Regions from separate parts of the Mus musculus genome. Here region 2 is linked to region 1. Evidence: chromatin loops called from intact Hi-C (ENCODE). Cell type or tissue: left cerebral cortex. All regions are shown on one strand. Links, peaks and the distances in the headings refer to the core of each region. The heading gives the core; the rest is flanking DNA. Region 1 overlaps Inpp4a (inositol polyphosphate-4-phosphatase, type I). Region 2 has its middle 12 kb from the start of Inpp4a.

Evidence for each region. Peaks named below come from ENCODE experiments on the same cell type or tissue, not always from the same donor. Only the 100,000 strongest peaks of a DNase experiment are listed, where the experiment ranks them.
Region 2: a loop joins it to region 1, with 2.5 times the contacts of the local background. A loop is called at or near these places in 36 of 42 quality-filtered maps.

The regions. Positions count from the first base shown.
Region 1 is chr1:37,397,034-37,405,033 of GRCm38, forward strand. It overlaps Inpp4a (inositol polyphosphate-4-phosphatase, type I), which reads left to right. Exons shown (of 26, transcript NM_030266.4): 25 at 1,733-1,887. Among named protein-coding and RNA genes, the nearest start is that of Coa5, 29 kb to the right of the region's middle. In left cerebral cortex, for the core only: a CTCF peak has its summit at 4,840 (motif pointing left); a DNase peak (open chromatin) is centred at 4,838.
Region 2 is chr1:37,283,432-37,292,244 of GRCm38, forward strand. No RefSeq gene overlaps it. Among named protein-coding and RNA genes, the nearest start is that of Inpp4a, 12 kb to the right of the region's middle. In left cerebral cortex, for the core only: no CTCF peak of the experiment used is centred there; DNase peaks (open chromatin) are centred at 4,945 and 5,251; H3K27ac peaks cover 628 bases.

The DNA of each region.
Region 1 (8,000 bases), core at 1-8,000:
CAGATGCTGGTTTGACTCTCCGCACTCACACTGGAGGGAGACGCCACTGTCTGACTTCCCTGCCTGGCCTGGTACTCATTAGAGCAGTCCCAGCTGCTGTCAGGCCCTGAGCTAGGGTCACTGTGGTGCTGTCACACCCTGTTTTAGGTGTCTTTGTGTCTTTGTGGTGGGCTTTCTCTTTGATGAGTTTTACGTTTGAGTTGCTAATGGCTGTAGCTGCTGAGCTGCTTGTGGGATGAAGCTTTAGAGAGCAGACCTTCTCCTCTGCCTATTGTCTCTTCATCTTCTACAACAGGCCAGCTGCAAGACCTTATCCCGTGGGAGATGTAGGGTAGGTCTGCTGTGGATCTTGTTTGTCTGGCTAGCCGCTCTTTGAGCTTGTATTAGATTGGAGCTTGCTTTGAAACACTGAGTGGCAAAAGTCTTAGCAAGATCCACAGACTGCATTTCCCTGTTTCACTTAGTTTGGGGTCTGGTTTGGCATTGTCAGGCTGGGCCTATCAAATGGGATGGAAACACAGAAGGAGAACCTGCCTTCTCTTGGATCTTGCAGCAGAGCAGGGCGTGCCCCTCAATGTTAGTCTGAGGGAACTGCTATGAAGTGGTAGCCCCTTTCGTAGGTGCCCTCGTGTGCTTCTGAGAGCCAGCCTTTCTATTCAGCACAGTCTAAAGGGTGACAGACATGCTGAGCAATGGACTAGTGCCTTCCCTCGCTGATCCATTCTTAGAATAGCATAGTGACTGATGGCTCTGCAGATGCACACACCCATTCGTGCCACTGTTTAGAGACTGGTCACAGACAGTCGCCAGTTAGATGTGGGGGCAGCTGACCTTTCCTGTCAAGTCAGAAAGCAGGCCTTCCAGTCCTGTCGTTTCTGTTTTTAGTAGAGCTCCAGTTATAGAAGCATAGATTCAGGGGTGCAGAGTTCCCAGGAGCCTTTGTATATTCCAATTCATATCCCATCCCATATGATCACCTGTGGGTGACAATGGGTATGGGGCAGCAAAGCCATGCCACTTAGATGCTGTCCCTCGAAGCTGTTCTCTTCTGAGTCTTCTTTTCCTTTTTGTATATGAACAGTCCCTGCTAGTCAGCTGAAAAACCCTGTCAGGTCAGCTTATCATTTCATAGGTGGGGAGACCTAGCCAGAGCTTCACACCCAGCTGTAGACCTGGGCTGGGAACCTGGCTCTGCAGATCCCTTCTTGTGGCAGGGACTGCTGTGTCTAAGAGACAGGAATCTAGGAGTGTATCTAGAAATGAAAAGACATGCCCCAGTGTTCTTGTGGTGGGAGAGGAGTTATACTATTGTGTCCAGGGACAAGGGGACTCTGGGTGGCAGTAGCTTTCCCTGGCTGGATTATGCTGTCCTTGTGCCGAGAAGGTCTAGCATGGCTTAGAAGGGATAGCTGGTCAGGGTCAGTGTGAAGCAGTGATGCCCAAAGGTCTCTAGAAGGAACTTCTCTTGGGAAAACACACAAGGGCCAGGTTCTAAGGGACGGCGGTGGGGTGGGGTGGGGGGAGGGCAGATGAAGCTCAGGTGGAGTTAACTTAGGTTCTGATACCATCTCAGCAGGACACAAAGCTGGAGAGCCAGGCAGTCAGGCTAGGAATAGGCTTGGAATTATTTTATTGTTGGTGTTCCTGCCAGACCTGTGGTGAGCTCTGTCCCTTTGAAGGTGCTGTCTTTCTGCTGGTTTTCCCTCTCCTAAGAGCCTTTTTCCTGCTGCAGGTCTGTCGCCGCCTTAACGGGGTCCGATTCACCAGCTGCAAGAGTGCCAAGGACCGCACAGCCATGTCGGTGACCCTGGAGCAGTGTCTGATCCTGCAGCACGAGCACGGCATGGCCCCGCAGGTCTTCACACAAGCCCTGGAGTGCATGCGCAGGTGAGTGAGGCTGCTGCCAGGCTGCATCTGCCCAGCCACTTGCTCTCCCTTTGCTGTGTAAACTGCAGATGAGCCCATGCCTCTGCTCCACATGGGGCCCAGACTTCCAGCACACTTGAGTTTGACCATTACTCACACTAATGGTCTTGTTAAACTCAGGCAGTATTCTCTTAGAAGGCTGGGGGGTGGGGGGGGGGCAAGCCAGCACTCTGAACAGAACTGAATTGGCCCAGTAGAGTGATGGGCTGGCTTGGGTCAGACCGTTCAACAGTGATGGGAGCCACCTGGCTGTGGGTGGGGTTTAGAGCCCACGCTTTCTCAGCAGGCAGCTGCTTTTACATCGTATGTTTGTATGCACTGTATACTTCCAAACTCCAGGGAAGGAACTGTGTCTGCAGGTTGCACTGGTTTGCTCTGCTGCCTCTCTAGTAGTGGACAGAGACTGCTCTCATGAGCAAAATGTCCAGTGAGTGTTTTATGGTGATAGCTGTCTGTGTGCCCTGGCCACCTCCCCCTAATAATGTCCTGATTCTGAGGCAGCAGATGTGTTTGCAGAATGAAACCCAGAATTCAAATTGTCCTCTGTTGATGGATGCCTTGTTTCAAGCACTGCTGGGAGCTCCCTGCCCTGCATACCAAAAGAAAGGATAAGAAACCGGTCCGGTCCTCCCGTCTCCTTTGATGTAGCCACCAATGCTGTTACAGTCTGTTTCCAACAGTCACTCTCCTGAGCGTTCTGCACCATCTGTCCTCTCACCGAGTCCTCGATGTGCTCAATCCTCTTATCCTTTCTGTATGTTTCTGCATTTGACCTTCTCACAACGCACAAAGGGACGCCTGAGCTCATGGCTCTTGATAGGAGCAAAAGTGGCGACATTCCATTCCTGTCTGTCTCCAAGTTCATTTAAACCTCCCTGTTAAAGCTGCTCGCTCCATGCCTCTGTGCCTGGTGATGGAAGAGCAACAGTCTGTGTCCAGACTATCCATAACCTTTAGCCTCAGCGCCCAATGTGATCCCGGTTCTGAGGGTGGCAGCTGCTCTGTGCCCCATTAATTGTGCAGTGTGGAGAAAACCTGCTCTAGTGAGCCACAGATGTCGGCTACTGAGGCCAACAGACAGGGGGCCCTGAGGTGATACAGCAAAGGCCAGGACCAGTGTCCTTCAAACGCATACCCCTAGGAGCCACTATCTCAATGGTACCTCCAACTGTATCCCAGTAGTAATGCAATAACTTACAGCCCAGTCATAGGGCTAATCTATTGATAAAAGCAAAGGCATCATGCTCCTGTCTCCTCTCGGTGGGGTGCACTAGCTGGGGCCCACAACATCCACACAGGAGTGAGCTCTAGTCTCTTTAGAGGCTACAGCATCCTGTCCCAGATTTACCTGTGCCTCATTCTGGGCATGTTTGAAAGTTTTGAGACCTTTTTTTTTTTTTTTTTTTTTTCTGCTTTTTGTTCCCAGTTCTTACCATTAATTGGCTAAAAGAAGCCAGTAACACCCTTGCCACAACTTAAAAAGGAAAAGGAATTGCTATGACAGCTGTCCACAGGGCAAGGACAAAATATAGATAAAATATAGGGAAGCTCTTTGTTAGATTATAACATGGATGGCCTCTGGCCTGCTCTCATTGCCCTTTAGACTCTACTTACGGTGTTCGAAGGCTCGTTTAGGTCGCTTCCCCAGACTTTTCCAAATCCCTCCTGAGTCTGATGATCCAAGACTCACAATACCACACTTCAGTGCATATTTGTGTGTGGCTCAGTTTTCTACTGCGATGACAGAATACCTGAGAATGGAGTAGAAGAGAAGAGGGTTCCGCTCGCAGTCTGCGAGGTTTGGCTGGTTTGTTTCTTGTCTGTGGTGAGGCAGATTCCCAGCAGAAGGGCATGGCCGAGAACAGATGCTCACACAGACCAGGACCCAGGGAGCGATGCAGGCCTGGGGCTAGACCCACCTTTTAATAGCACGACTTTGCCCTCGCTCGAGTAAATAACCTTCCATCCACACTCTGGCAAGAAACTCTTAACTAAACCCAGTGGGCCACATATTTAGGAAGGGACCCTTGAGGAGAAGGGTTCCTATATGAAGAGGGAGGGGCTTGGGGTGAGAATGACTAAAATTCATGATATAAATGTATGAACCTGTCAAAACAAATCTAAGGGCTGTTGAGATGACTCAGTAGATAAAGGGGCTTGTCACCAAGCATGATGGGGACCTAGGCTTGACCACTGGGCCCCATGTGGTGGAGAGACAGAACCAACTCTTCCAAGTCACACAGCCCCTCCCACCCCCGTGGCACATGCATATAAATGCAATTTAAAAGCGTTTAAAGACACATATTCTCCTGACCTGCATCCTCTACCCAGTCCTGTCTTCCACGGTTACCATCTCGCAGTCTGTTAGTTTCCTGATGAAGGCAGAGCCCTTGCCAGCCACTTCTCAGAAGTGAGCATCTTTGATCACTTTGAGCACTGCTTGCATTGGGGCCCAAGCCTTCAAGACATGACCCTTTGGTAGAGGAGACCTTCAGAGCTAGACTGGGACATCACATCGGGCACAGTGGTCTTTAGTTACGTCTTTGTAGATCTCTAGGGATTTGAACCCAGGCTAGTGAGCTGCACCTGCTCAGTGTCCTGGAACATCATGCTTGTCGTCACTGTTGCTCAAAGGCTGGTAGGTTAGGGCTGTTTTGCTCTACTATTTATAAAATAAGGACCCCAAGGTTGTGAGGAAGGAATGACCGTCCTAGGAAATCAACATATTTCATGCTCTCTCTTCTTTCCTTATTCAACCCACTCCTTGTCTATAACCACAGAATTTTCTGGAATCTAAAATCTCTACAGTGGGCACACTTAAGTTTAATGCTTATTTTCAGCAGCTACAAGGCAAAGCCTCTGCCTGTCCTGCTGATCTCAGCACAGGAACAGTGCTTGACACTGCCCCCTGCTGACCAAGACGTGCCTTTGTTTTGGATTACCCACATGGTGAGAGGAGGTCTGTTAGTCACCTGCAAGCACTGTGGCCACAGTGGTGACCGGCCCTGCAGCACATAGAGCCCTAAAGATAGCAGTGCATCCCTGCAGTGGCCTGAGTAGAGGGGAAATTTTGCTTCTCTTGCTGTCTCACTTGTGCCTTATCAGATACGGTAGTAAACGTGAGGCAGGAGCATAGCTGACACTGCAGAAACTCATGCTCCAGCACGCACGCACGCACGCACGCACGCACGCCCCACAGCATAGTAGTAGTAACAGTAATAATTGATCTGTAGTGGCTGCCACATGTGCAACAAGAATTCTGTACCAGGGCCCATTTCAAGCCCCCAGTGAATAGGAACGTGACGTTGGGTCTAACTTCAGCTACTTAGTTCCTGTAAGTCATGTGGGCTAAGCCCAGCACCCACCTGGCTGAGTCCGAGGATAATGGCACAGACAGACGTGGCCCTCTGTCCCATGTGAGGAACTGAAATTCACAAACAGTAGGCCCTCCTGGGCAGCCGCAGTGGCCTGGCAAGCAGCCCCGGCAGACACCGTGATCATCAGTAAGTGCTTGCGGCTTGCAGTGTTCCCTAGCTGTCATAGCTGCAGAAGGTGTCTTGAGCCCCTGCCTACTCGTGTGCACACTGTTCTCTCAGCGTGTCGGCCATGCCCTGGGGTCTGAGTCAGTGTGGATGTTTGTGCGGGAGGGATGTTGCTCCTCAGTCATGTGGTTCCAGATACCATCCAACCTCAAAACCGCTTTCCCTTTTTTGGTACTGGGACTTGAGCCCAAGACCTAGTGCCACTTAGCATAGTTCACCATTGAGCTACAGTCAGCCCCCAGGACATTGTTTCTTTAGCACTAAAAGAAGGAAAGATTGCAAATTTCCACTGTAAATCTGGTCAACTCCATTTGAAGGATCATCTTCTAGAACAGTCCATTTCAAAGTGGGGGACAGGGTTGTGTCACCCCTCTGACACTCTGAGAATTGAGGCAGGTGTGGGAGGACCTGGCCCTGGATTCACACCCAGGTAAATTACTTTTCTTTGTGTGGCTCAAAAGGCAGCTTTGTCCCCACGCCACCCAGGCGTCTGTGAGAAGGTCAAACCCCATGGTTCTTCATGTTCAGCTTGCTACTCAGAAATGCTCATCTGCAGCATGTGGGGCATGGCGGGTGGGCAGCAGGCGGGCGGCATGGAGCTGCGCTTGGCCAGCTGAGAGAGGGTGAACATGGACAACCATCCTTCAGCCTGCGTGTGTTTACTTTGGTGGATGCAGGATTCTTTTCTTATCTTCACTTCTCTTCTCCCCTTCTCTTCCTGTGACTGTGCTGGTTCTGTTTGGTCTTCTGTCCACACTTCTCTGCATCTCCTTTTTCTTTCTGTTGTGGCTCATTCCATTTTTTTTTTTTAATCTTATCTTTTGGTTCTCCTTTCTCCCCATACTTTTGGGGTAAACCCCATCGCATGTGTCTTTTTCTTTCTTTCTTGTTCTTTCTTTCCTTTTCCCCTTTTCTTTTCCTTTCTCCCAACTTTTTCCTTTTCACAGCATTGGAACACGGGAGGTAGTCACCCAGAAGAACTTGAGCGGCCTGGTGCCCATCCGAGACTTAAGGCTAGACCCCAGCCTTCTCTGTTCCATTCCTTTATTAGCTCTAAGCCCCAATCTACTGATTGTGTGGCTCTTTCTGAGCATAGCGTACCTGGTGACCAAATTGCGTTGCAAATAGATATCATTATGAAAAATTAGTCATGAGGCAGACAAAAGTGCCCGAATATATCCAGCCACCGTGTACCAAACTGGACAGAAGGAAGGTGTCAAAGCAAGGTCTGCCGAGAAATATCTCATGCCTTACAGTTTGATGTTCTGTTCTTCTGAATTGTATATACCTGCCAAATTCTTCCATCAAGAGGACTCGTTCATTTCAATTGTGTAGCGTCTTCAGTGCTTGTAACATGTTCTTCTGGTGCCTGTGACTGCAATATTTAGCTGGCCTGGGATTCCTTGTACCAAATATCTTCTGATGTATAACTATTTATTACCTGTACATCTTGTGTGCCCTGTTTCAAGAGAAAGGGATGCTGTCTGAAAAGAATTTGTATATTTGATACTATTCCTTAAGTGTATCGATAACCTTCCTTGCCTTTTAACGAAAAAGAGATGCTTATCAACCAGTTGATCTAGATGCCCCCATGTAATAGGACTGTACTTCCTACTTACCTTTCACAGCGTAGTCCTGGGAGTGCAATAGCAAACAGTCTGCAGAGTAACACTTGTTCACCTTCATTTCTTTCCCCTGGGTGACGATGCAGCTGTGGATGCAGGCATACATGCCACCGAGTCCAACACATTACCTGTTGCATGTGACTTCAGGGTTGTTCCTAATCCAAGCACTAGTGAGGGGTATAAACTTTTTCTTGAAATAACATTTTTTAATTTAAAAACTGTATGTTTAATTCCAGATAAAGTCTAGATATCTTTTTTTTCTTTTACTATTAAGTAAGGTTAATAGTGAACAAAAATAAAAATGTCCTAAAACAACACTGTGGGTTAAGTGTTGGCAGTTGGGAGACTTGGGGCTGTGAGGAAGAGGAGTCACTCTGGTTTTGCCGCTGCTGCCCTTCTTTTGAACATGGTACTGCTCCTAAAACAGGGTGACTAGTAACCCTGACATTTATGTGTGTCAGAGAGGACTTGTTCTCTATAAAAGTAGCCCACTAGCCTTGTGTGAGACAGTGAATGGCTTCTCCTTTGTCTAGTTCATATTAGGCCATGTTTCCGATTTTGACCTCCAGTTGGATGAAGGGAGTTTCTTTTCTTGAGTCTTGTGAAAAACCTGGAGTGCCTTAGAGAAGCCAGAGTTTCTAGTACTTGATATTCTCATGTTCCCAAACCCACCCACCATAAATCTAGCCCTTGCATTCTCTCCCCAAGATCCCCTGATCATACTTGGAGGATTTCCCCTGGGCTGGATTCCTCTAAAAGAGTAAGTAAAGTCTAAGAGCCGCAGAAGCAGTTAGTAGTGAAAACCAGATGCCAGACTGAACCTATAAATTGGGCTGGGTAAGCCTGTCCTTTGCAGATCCGAGCACTGCAGGATCCCAGGGCAGGTCTCACCTCTGTGTCTCCACAT
Region 2 (8,813 bases), core at 354-8,353, 110 kb before region 1:
TTAGGAGAGTTAACCTTCGCTTAGGACGCATCACTCCCTGATTGGCTGCAGCCCATGGCCGAGCTGACGTCACGGGAAAGGCAGAGTACAAGTAGTGGTAAAATACCCTTGGCACATGCGCAGATTATTTGTTTACCACTTAGAACACAGGATGTCAGCACCATCTTGTGACAGCGAATGTGGGGGCGGCTCCCAACACCTTCTCAGTCTCTTGCCTTTCCTTCTTGAAACAACTTTAACTCTCTATCCTTGATATCTTCAAATTCACCCTGGCTAATTAATGCAGCACGCACTGGACAGGAGGGCACATGCATCTCCTCGTAACACCAAATTCAAGGCCCAATCCTGTAGTAAGCAATTTCTACAAAGGACCATGTAGGCTTTTATGGCCTCTACAGTTACGTTGTCCAAATCCTTTCCCATGGCCCTAAAGGCCAAGTGGAAAGCCTGATCCTTGCCCTCCACGGCCTCATGGTCACTTCCATTCCTGATCCCTGGGAACTGCATCTGTTTCATTTATTATGACATGATTATCTCTGTGTAATGGGGGAAGTGTATTCCCCAGAAAGAGAGACTGAAAGTAAAATAGAAGAGACAACAGATCAGTGTCAGGGCAACAGCAGTCAGCAGCACACGTGGGGATCAATGACTTGGCGATGCTCCAGGGGCAGGAGGTGTGTCACTGTGTCACACCTGTCCTTATGCAGCCATGGTGGACCCAGCGTCACCCCATCTGAGGTGGAACATTCCCACCCTAGTCACCCAAGGTAACCCTGACAGCCAAGCCCTGAAGGTTGTTTTCATGGTAATTCTACATTCCGAAGAAGTTAACGATCAAGATTAACTACAATTGTGCTCATGTGTCTGGACCAAGTGAGAGCCACCAGCAGACTCTGGTAAGCCTACCTCCTGGCTCACTGTACCCATACACATGACAACCATGAAGCATACTGGCTCCTCACCCCTGACTATCCATCCATGTTAGGTGTTGAGGGTGTCTCTTCTTCTTCTTCTTTTTTTTTTTTAATGAGGCATCTGTGGTGACAGAGTAGAGTATGAAAACTTCACAGCTCCTTTGAAACTCCTGTGAAATAATCTTAAATCTTTCAATAAGGCAGAGATGGATAGATGTAAATAATTTTAGGAAAATATTCTCACCCCCGTCTACGCCTTCAAGTATGAAATATTAAAAGCATTACCTGATTACTTGCTTTGTTAAGAGAACTCTTACATTCCCAGGGAAATTTTCTCGGACAGTGATGAATGATACGTTGGAAGTCACCTGTGACATTTTCCCAGGACTTCTGGTACGGTCATTGCAGCACGGAGATCCTGTGTATCAGGTGTTCCTGGATGAAGCTGGCAGTGGTGAACCCCAGACCCAGGTGACTGCCGGCCAGTGTCAGCCCTGACAATGTGATTTGATTCTTCCAGCTGCTGCTTACGATTATGCACACTCCACACTGGTCACTCAACTCAGCATTCAGGTTTGGTGGCAATGCTGCGCTGTCTGATGGTTGAAGCGCAGCCACACAGTCCCTACACTTGTCAGAGAAGAGAAACGTGTGTGTGTGTGTGTGTGTGTGTGTGTGTGTGTGTGTGTATGTGTATACACGTGAGTGTGTATTACCTGTGATTATAGTATAAAAAAGACTGATAGGAAAAGAGATTTGTAGAGAATGTCTGCCAGTGCTTTAGGATGCCAGCAAGGGGTCTGGCTGAGCCACACATGTGTTCTTACCTGAAGCCTTCCTCTGTGTGGGGGACATGATTGAAAGCCAGGGTGGAGGAAGCGGAGTGGGAGAGCTGCTTTCCATACAAGTCTTAGGGTTGGGGGCTGGGAGCAAGGCGTGGTTGCTTCTTTTTAGTAATTAAGTCAGGGTTGCAAAGTAACCATTACGGTGATGTTATTTATAGAATTGAAGATGCAATGACTGATACGAAGTAAATTCCTAAGCATCTTAGGGTTAGCATCTAGAGTCACAGAACGAATGGAATGTCTCTCTCTATTGGAGGGAATTTATTGTGATGACTTACAGGCTGCAGTCCAACTAACCCAACAATGGTCAGCTGTGGATGGGAAGTCCAAGAACCTAGTTGTTCAGTCCCAAGAGGCTAGTTGTTTCAGCTGGTCTTCTGTAGAAGTAGACTCCAACAGATGTGCTGGCAAGTAAATGCAAGCAGGCAAAGAAGAGTGAATCTTCCTTCTTCTAAAGTCCTTATGTAGGCCTCCAACAGAAGGTGTGGTCCAGATTTAAAGGTGTGGATCTGGGATTTACTTTGTCCCAGGCTGACCTTGAGCTCAGAACTCTCCTTGTTTCAGTTTCCTGGGATTAAAGACCTGTACTACCTTGCCTGGGCCTAAGCTTTTCATGGCCACTATGCCTCAAGATCTGGATCACAGGTGAGCCCTTCAATTCTGGATTGTAGTTCATTCCAGATATAGTCAAGTTGACAACCAGGAATAGCCATTAAGTATGTGTCTCTCTCAATGGATCAGGTGGTTTTGATAACAGCACTAATGGTCACATCTGCTTTTCTCCTCCCTCCTACATATGTGAGGCTGTCCCTCTTTACCCTTCAGCCACCCATGCAGCTAGGCACCTTGAATCACCATCCCTGGCCAGGTGAATATGAGTGGATGTAGCGCAGGTTTCTCTGTCGGTGGATGTATGTTATTCTCTTTTGGTGGCTGATTTTGAGGTCCTGATACTGAAGAGCTGGAATCTCTGAGCCCTTGCTGTAGTCCTCAGAGATGTGTATGATGAGGGGCCAGGACAATGGTTTCACAGGTAAAGGCTCTTGATGCCAAGCCTGATAACCCAAGGTCAGTACTTGAGACCCACATTATTCGAGGAGAGAACCAAGCCCCCAAAGACACACACCCTCACTCACACACACTCTCTCTCTCTCACACACACACACTCACACACACTCATACACACATACACACTCACACACACACACACAAACGAAGACAACAAATGAATAAGTAAATAAATGAACAAAATAAGAAAGAGCATGCACCTGGGATAGAGAATAAACCTTCATGCTAGGAAGTCAGTTGTATTTGCTGTTAGAAACTATTTTTATAATATCTGCCTTTGATCTCTTTTAGGTGGTCATTTTAAAAATGGTAAGAGTCATAGCAGGAGATAGGCCTGCTTATTGTTTTGATTGTGGTACTGGCCTTACAGGCACGTGCATATATGCAAATACATCAAGTTGCATCCATTAAGCACGCGCACTCTTTTTGACGGTCGGTTTTACCCCTAACAGGCTGTTTTGAAGTCTGCCTTTTCACGTGAAGGAAAGCACATCCTGTGGCAACCGGGAAGGATCTATTTATAGTGGAACAGTGTCATTTTCATAGTTGGGTGTGGTGGCTCCTTCCTGTGACCTCAGCACTTGGGAGGCTAAGGCAGGAGCATCAGTTCAAGGCCATCCTTGGCTACATAGAAAACTTGCAGCCAACCTGGGCTACATGAGATTCTTTCTCATAAAGAAAACAAAAACCAAACTTGCCTCCTGAATCCGACTGCTCTGGCAGACCCTGCCCTTGTTCATCCAGGCTCCCATGGTGCACTCTGCCCATTCCGTGACACCTGAGTTCAGGGATCTCGTAATTTATGGCACAGCCAAGGGTGAGCTGAAGTGGGGAGAGAGATGTGGGATGAGGAGAAGGGAGCTTTGAGAGTGATCATTTTCAGGTAGAGAACTGACGTTTAACAAAATGACTCATCTTGTCACTAGGATACGCCTTCAGTATCACATGAGGGCTCTGGAGTTCACATCTGTGGCTAGCCTACACACACCTTCAAGGTCCAACAAGGGCTTTGGCACTCACGTCTGTCAGCTCTCTGCTAAATTGTGCTAGACGGAGTTGGATCCGCTTCATAAATATAAGCAGAATACATCCAAATGCTCTCCTTTCAAGTTTACTACAAGTCTACTGAAGACTTGGGAAAAAAATTTGTGGGTTGCCATTCATTCTTGTGTCATGGAATCAATCAAATTACAAGCTCGAAGGGAATACAATAGAAAATAACAGGCTGTGTTGACACTATTCTAGAGGCCTGATAGTGACTTTGTTTGTTATATACACATACCCATATATGTTTGGTTAATAGATGCACCGCCCTGTGGCCGGAGAAGTGGTTCCGTGGTTAAGAGCACTTGCTGCTTTTGCAAAGGACCACACTTCTGTTCCCTATACCCACATCAAAGTATCTGTAACTCCAGTTCCAGAGGGTCCTATGTCCTCACCTCAGAGAGTACCAGGCACACCCACGGGACATGGACATATATGCAGGTAAACACTCATACATTAAAAAAATGAATAAATAAGGCATCAACTGCAACCCCTGCTCCATATTATAGCCAATAGAATCTAAAAATACCTCAAGAAGCATTACACTTTAAACTTTTGTGCAGTTAGCAAGAATGAAAAATGTGATCAGGGCTGGGGTCGTGACTCAGTTGGTAGAGTGCTCTCTTGGCATGCACAAAACCCTGGGCACAATTCCCAGCACCCATAAATCACTCATGCAACCCCAACTCTCAGAAGTCAGAGGCATCAGAAGATGAGGAGTTCAAGGTCATCCTAACTACAAAGCAAGTTTAAGCTTATAAGACTTGATATGAGACTTTACCAAAACAAAAAACAAACAAACAAAAAAACCCAAAACCCTGACATTTGTAGGAACTTCAGAACTCGTCCCCCTCGCCCCTCGCCCCTCGCCCCCCCCCCCCCGCCCCAACCCTGTTCTTTGATTTTGATGCATGAGTTGAACGAAACTGCTTTATTTTTAAAAGCAACGGTGTGTTAGCATGCTCCCTGGCAACAGGATCGGCTGCCGTGTTCCCATGGCAACGGGATCTGCTTCCGTTCTGGTTCCTGAGGCCATGGCGTCTCTCCAGCACACCTGGATCATTGCAAAGCAACTGAGGATATCAGGAACAGACAGCATCCTTTCTAAGTAACCTGTCAAAGGACTGCCAGGTGCTGAGTCACAGAGATGAAGTGTCCTGCCACCCCCAACTTGCCAGTTTCCTCCACACTCAGGGAGGATCCTCTCCCTACCAACTCATTCCACCCCTACCTAGCCTCCTGTTTCAGACCAGAGGTTCTGTTTTACTTTAGAAGAGAATGAATTAGGACACACCCTTTGAAAGCAAAGCAAAACAGAGTGGATAGAAAAGGAAATAAAATTTATACTGAATAAGTAAAGAAGCGTTCATGTGACACCTTCTGTCTCTCAGACATTAGCGTGCATGGCACTCTGCCGGGGATCATGTGAGCAAGACAGTGTGTCAGAATAATCAGGTAGGGCCTGATGTTCAACATTTCTAGCAGGATTCCTGGTGACACTGCCCTAGCTGGTTCCAGAGCATATCTGGAGTAGCTCTTTAGTACTGAGCTTGGTCCATAGTTACAGCATGAAACTGTAACAGTGATGTGGCCTCAGACTCTTCACAGAACTAACACAGATACCAAACTCTAGAGGAAACGTATTACCTGGGAGGGACAGGGAGAGTCAGGTGAGGGTGCCTCTAGATCCAGCAAAGATAGCAGCAGGTGACTCTACAGGAGTGGCTTTTAAGGAGAAAAGGGGAAGTCTATGATAGCATGAGTCGGTGAGTCCCGATTGGACACGTTAGCTCGTATAGCCACATGATGGATTTTGATGGCTGGTCCTTGGGGATTGACCTCAGGAATGAGTAAGGCATAAGTAAGTGGCCAAATAAGGGAGTAAATCTTGGTGGCTGGCTTTAGGAATGTGGAAATGTCTAAGTAAGAGATTCTAATGGTTTAACAAGGGAGAAGAAGGGCTGGGCAGTGGTGGCCCACGCCTTAATCCCAGCACTTGGGAGGCAGAAGCAGGCAGATTTGTGAGTTCGAGGCCAGCCTGATCTACAGAGTGCATTCCAGGACAGCCAGGGCTATACAGAGAAACACTGTCTCAAAAAACAAAACAAAACAACAACAACAATAACAGCAACAACAACAAACCCAAAGCAAGGGAGAAAGATGTGGAATTACAAACCTAACACACTTTTCCTCCCCAAGTTGGTTTTGGTCATGGTCTTTCATGGCAGCAACAGTCTGCTGACTGGGTCAGTGTTGCTTGCTTCTAATGTTTCTTCTGGTAAGAAGACAGCTGTCAATTGTATTGAGAACCACTTATGTGTGATCAATTTGCTTCTTTCTGCTTTCAAAGCTTTCTCTTCCTTCATGACGCCGCGTGACAAGGTGTAAATCTTCTTGATGTCGTCCTAGAAGAAACCTATTGGCCTTTTTTGGATGTGGAGGTTAATATCTTCTTATCAAATTTGTAAAGATTTTAGTGGGTATTTCTCCAAAGACCCTTTCTCCATCCCTCTGCCCTCTCTCCTCCTGAAACTCCCACTGTACACAGCTAGAGTGTTTAATGGTGTCCCACCAAACTTTTAAGCTCTTCCTAGTTGATCTTCCTCTATGAATTTTCCTGTGTGTTTCCTCAGACGATGCGCTATCAACTGGCCAACCCTCTCGTTTGCTAAGTCTCTCTTTGGCTGACTATTTCTGGTTGTATTTCTGGAACTGAATTTTCATTTCAGTGATATCTCTTTAACTTGCAGCATCAAAATACAGTTCCCACACCTTTATACTCTGTTTTTGATGCATCTTCTTATATTTTTCCTTAGTTTTAAAGAAGTGGCTTTTAAGTTAGTTTTTTGACCATATTTATAACAGCCCATTTAAGATCTTTGTCTAGTAGACACAACATCTGTGTTATCTTCAGGTCTCTCTCAGCTACCTCTTAGCCTGTATCTTTTCTCGACCTGTTACATGTCTTGTAACTTCTTGTAAAAAAAAAATGGATATCTAAAATAATATGACAACTCTGGAAATATACGTCCCGTTTTCCCAGGGTCCACTATTGCTACTATTTATTTATTTGTTTGTTTGTTTATATTTTTGAGACAGGGTTTCTCTATGTAGCTCTGGCTGTCCTGAAATTCTCTCTGAAAACCAGATTGGCCTCAAACTCAGAGACCTGCCTGCCACTGCCTCCCAAGTGCTGAGATTAAAGGCCTGTGCCACCACCACTTGGCAATCACTACTATCTATTGTTTCTGCCTTTGGGCTTGCTTAGTGAGTCCTGAGGGTTAATTATGTAATCTATATTTTTATTCTCTCAACCATACTTTTATCACTCGTGGTCATCAATACAGCCACAGTCTTTATTGATTACTTTTCTTGTTACTTTGATCAAGTGCCTGACAAGAAGCAACTTAAGGGAGGTAGGCTTTATTTTGGCTTACTCGTGATTGAGAGGCATACAGTCTATCACTGTGGAGACAGCACAGCGGATGGCAGGAGTGGCTCATGGCTGTGGCAGCAGGAACTGTCAGTACCGATGGCTCATGTCAGAACAGCAGACCAGGAAGCAGAAAGGGAACCTGTGTCTAAACCTGAGAGTCTATGCTTCAACCTGTAAGCTACGCCCTCATGACCCGTTTCCTCTACAAAGGCCCACCTTCAGTAGGGCACCCAACTTTCTAAAACAATACTAAGTGCTCAAAAACTTGTATATATGATGACTTATACCTATAATCCCATCTCTTAGGAGGCCATGGCAGGACAATTGGCAGGAGCTCACAGTCATCATGGAATGCAAAAAGCCTTTCAAATCAGCCATGGCTGTTGTGGAGATAGTAAAACTGAGTAATAGATTTGGTCATCTCCCCCTTAAAATTATTATTATTGTTATTGGAGACAGGATCTCACCATGTAGCTCTGGCTGGCCTGGAACTCACTATGTAAAGCAGACTCTAACTCAAGGACATCTGCCTGCCTCTGCCACACAAGTGTAGAAAGAATATCTTGTGTATTGTATGGATGCATCATCTGTCAATAAAAAAGCCTATGGCCTATGGCTTAGGCAGGGAATAGAAGTGGGACATCTGGGAGGCAGAAAGGATTCTAGGATAGAGCCAGGCGAGAATTCACTAGGAAGATGTAACAAGACAGACACATGGTACCTGCTAAGCACAGGTAACCAGCCACGTGGCAGAATGTAGGTTAAAATAAGTTGTGATTCTAGTCGGAGAAGAGCCTAGCTATATGGCCAAGGTATTTGTAAATAGATTTGAGACTGATCCTTATTTCTGGGAGCGTGGGGCTGGGAGGAAGAATCAGGACTTAAGTTCAATACCCATGTGTGAGGATTAAAGATGTTTGGCATCTTCCCCAGCGGCTGGCATTAAGATCATGCCATCCATTCCCCGAACTAAGTTACTCCATATTGTGTAGAAGAGTGATTGCTCAGACTGTGCCTTTTTGACAAGCAACTTTTGACTCTGCTTTGAGGATGGAGGAAGACTATGGACCTCAGCGAACATGTCAACATCTGTCAGCACAACCTACGTGGCACAGACTGATAAAATAGATTGTTTCTCAAAGTAGGAAAGAGGTCACCTTATAAATTTATCAGGGTGGATTGGGACTGCAGGAGCACATAGGGTATTAAAATTATCTCAGGAAAAGCAGGCTTGAGGACTTATGGGACATACCACCATGAGGAAAGAGGATAGATTCCCTCAGAAGGAGGAGGAGACATACCACCCCCATCTCCTGTCATCTGACTCCCTGACCTGCATGCAGCAGGGACTAACAGGCAGGGAACTCCTGACTATGCCAGGGGAGCAGCCAAGCTGGGTTTCTGCTTTTGACATATCCTATTCCAATTGTTTCTACCTGTCTTCTGACTTGCCTATCTGTACCTGTTCTCCGTCTATCTGTCAGTTAGCTCCTCTGGGCTCCATCT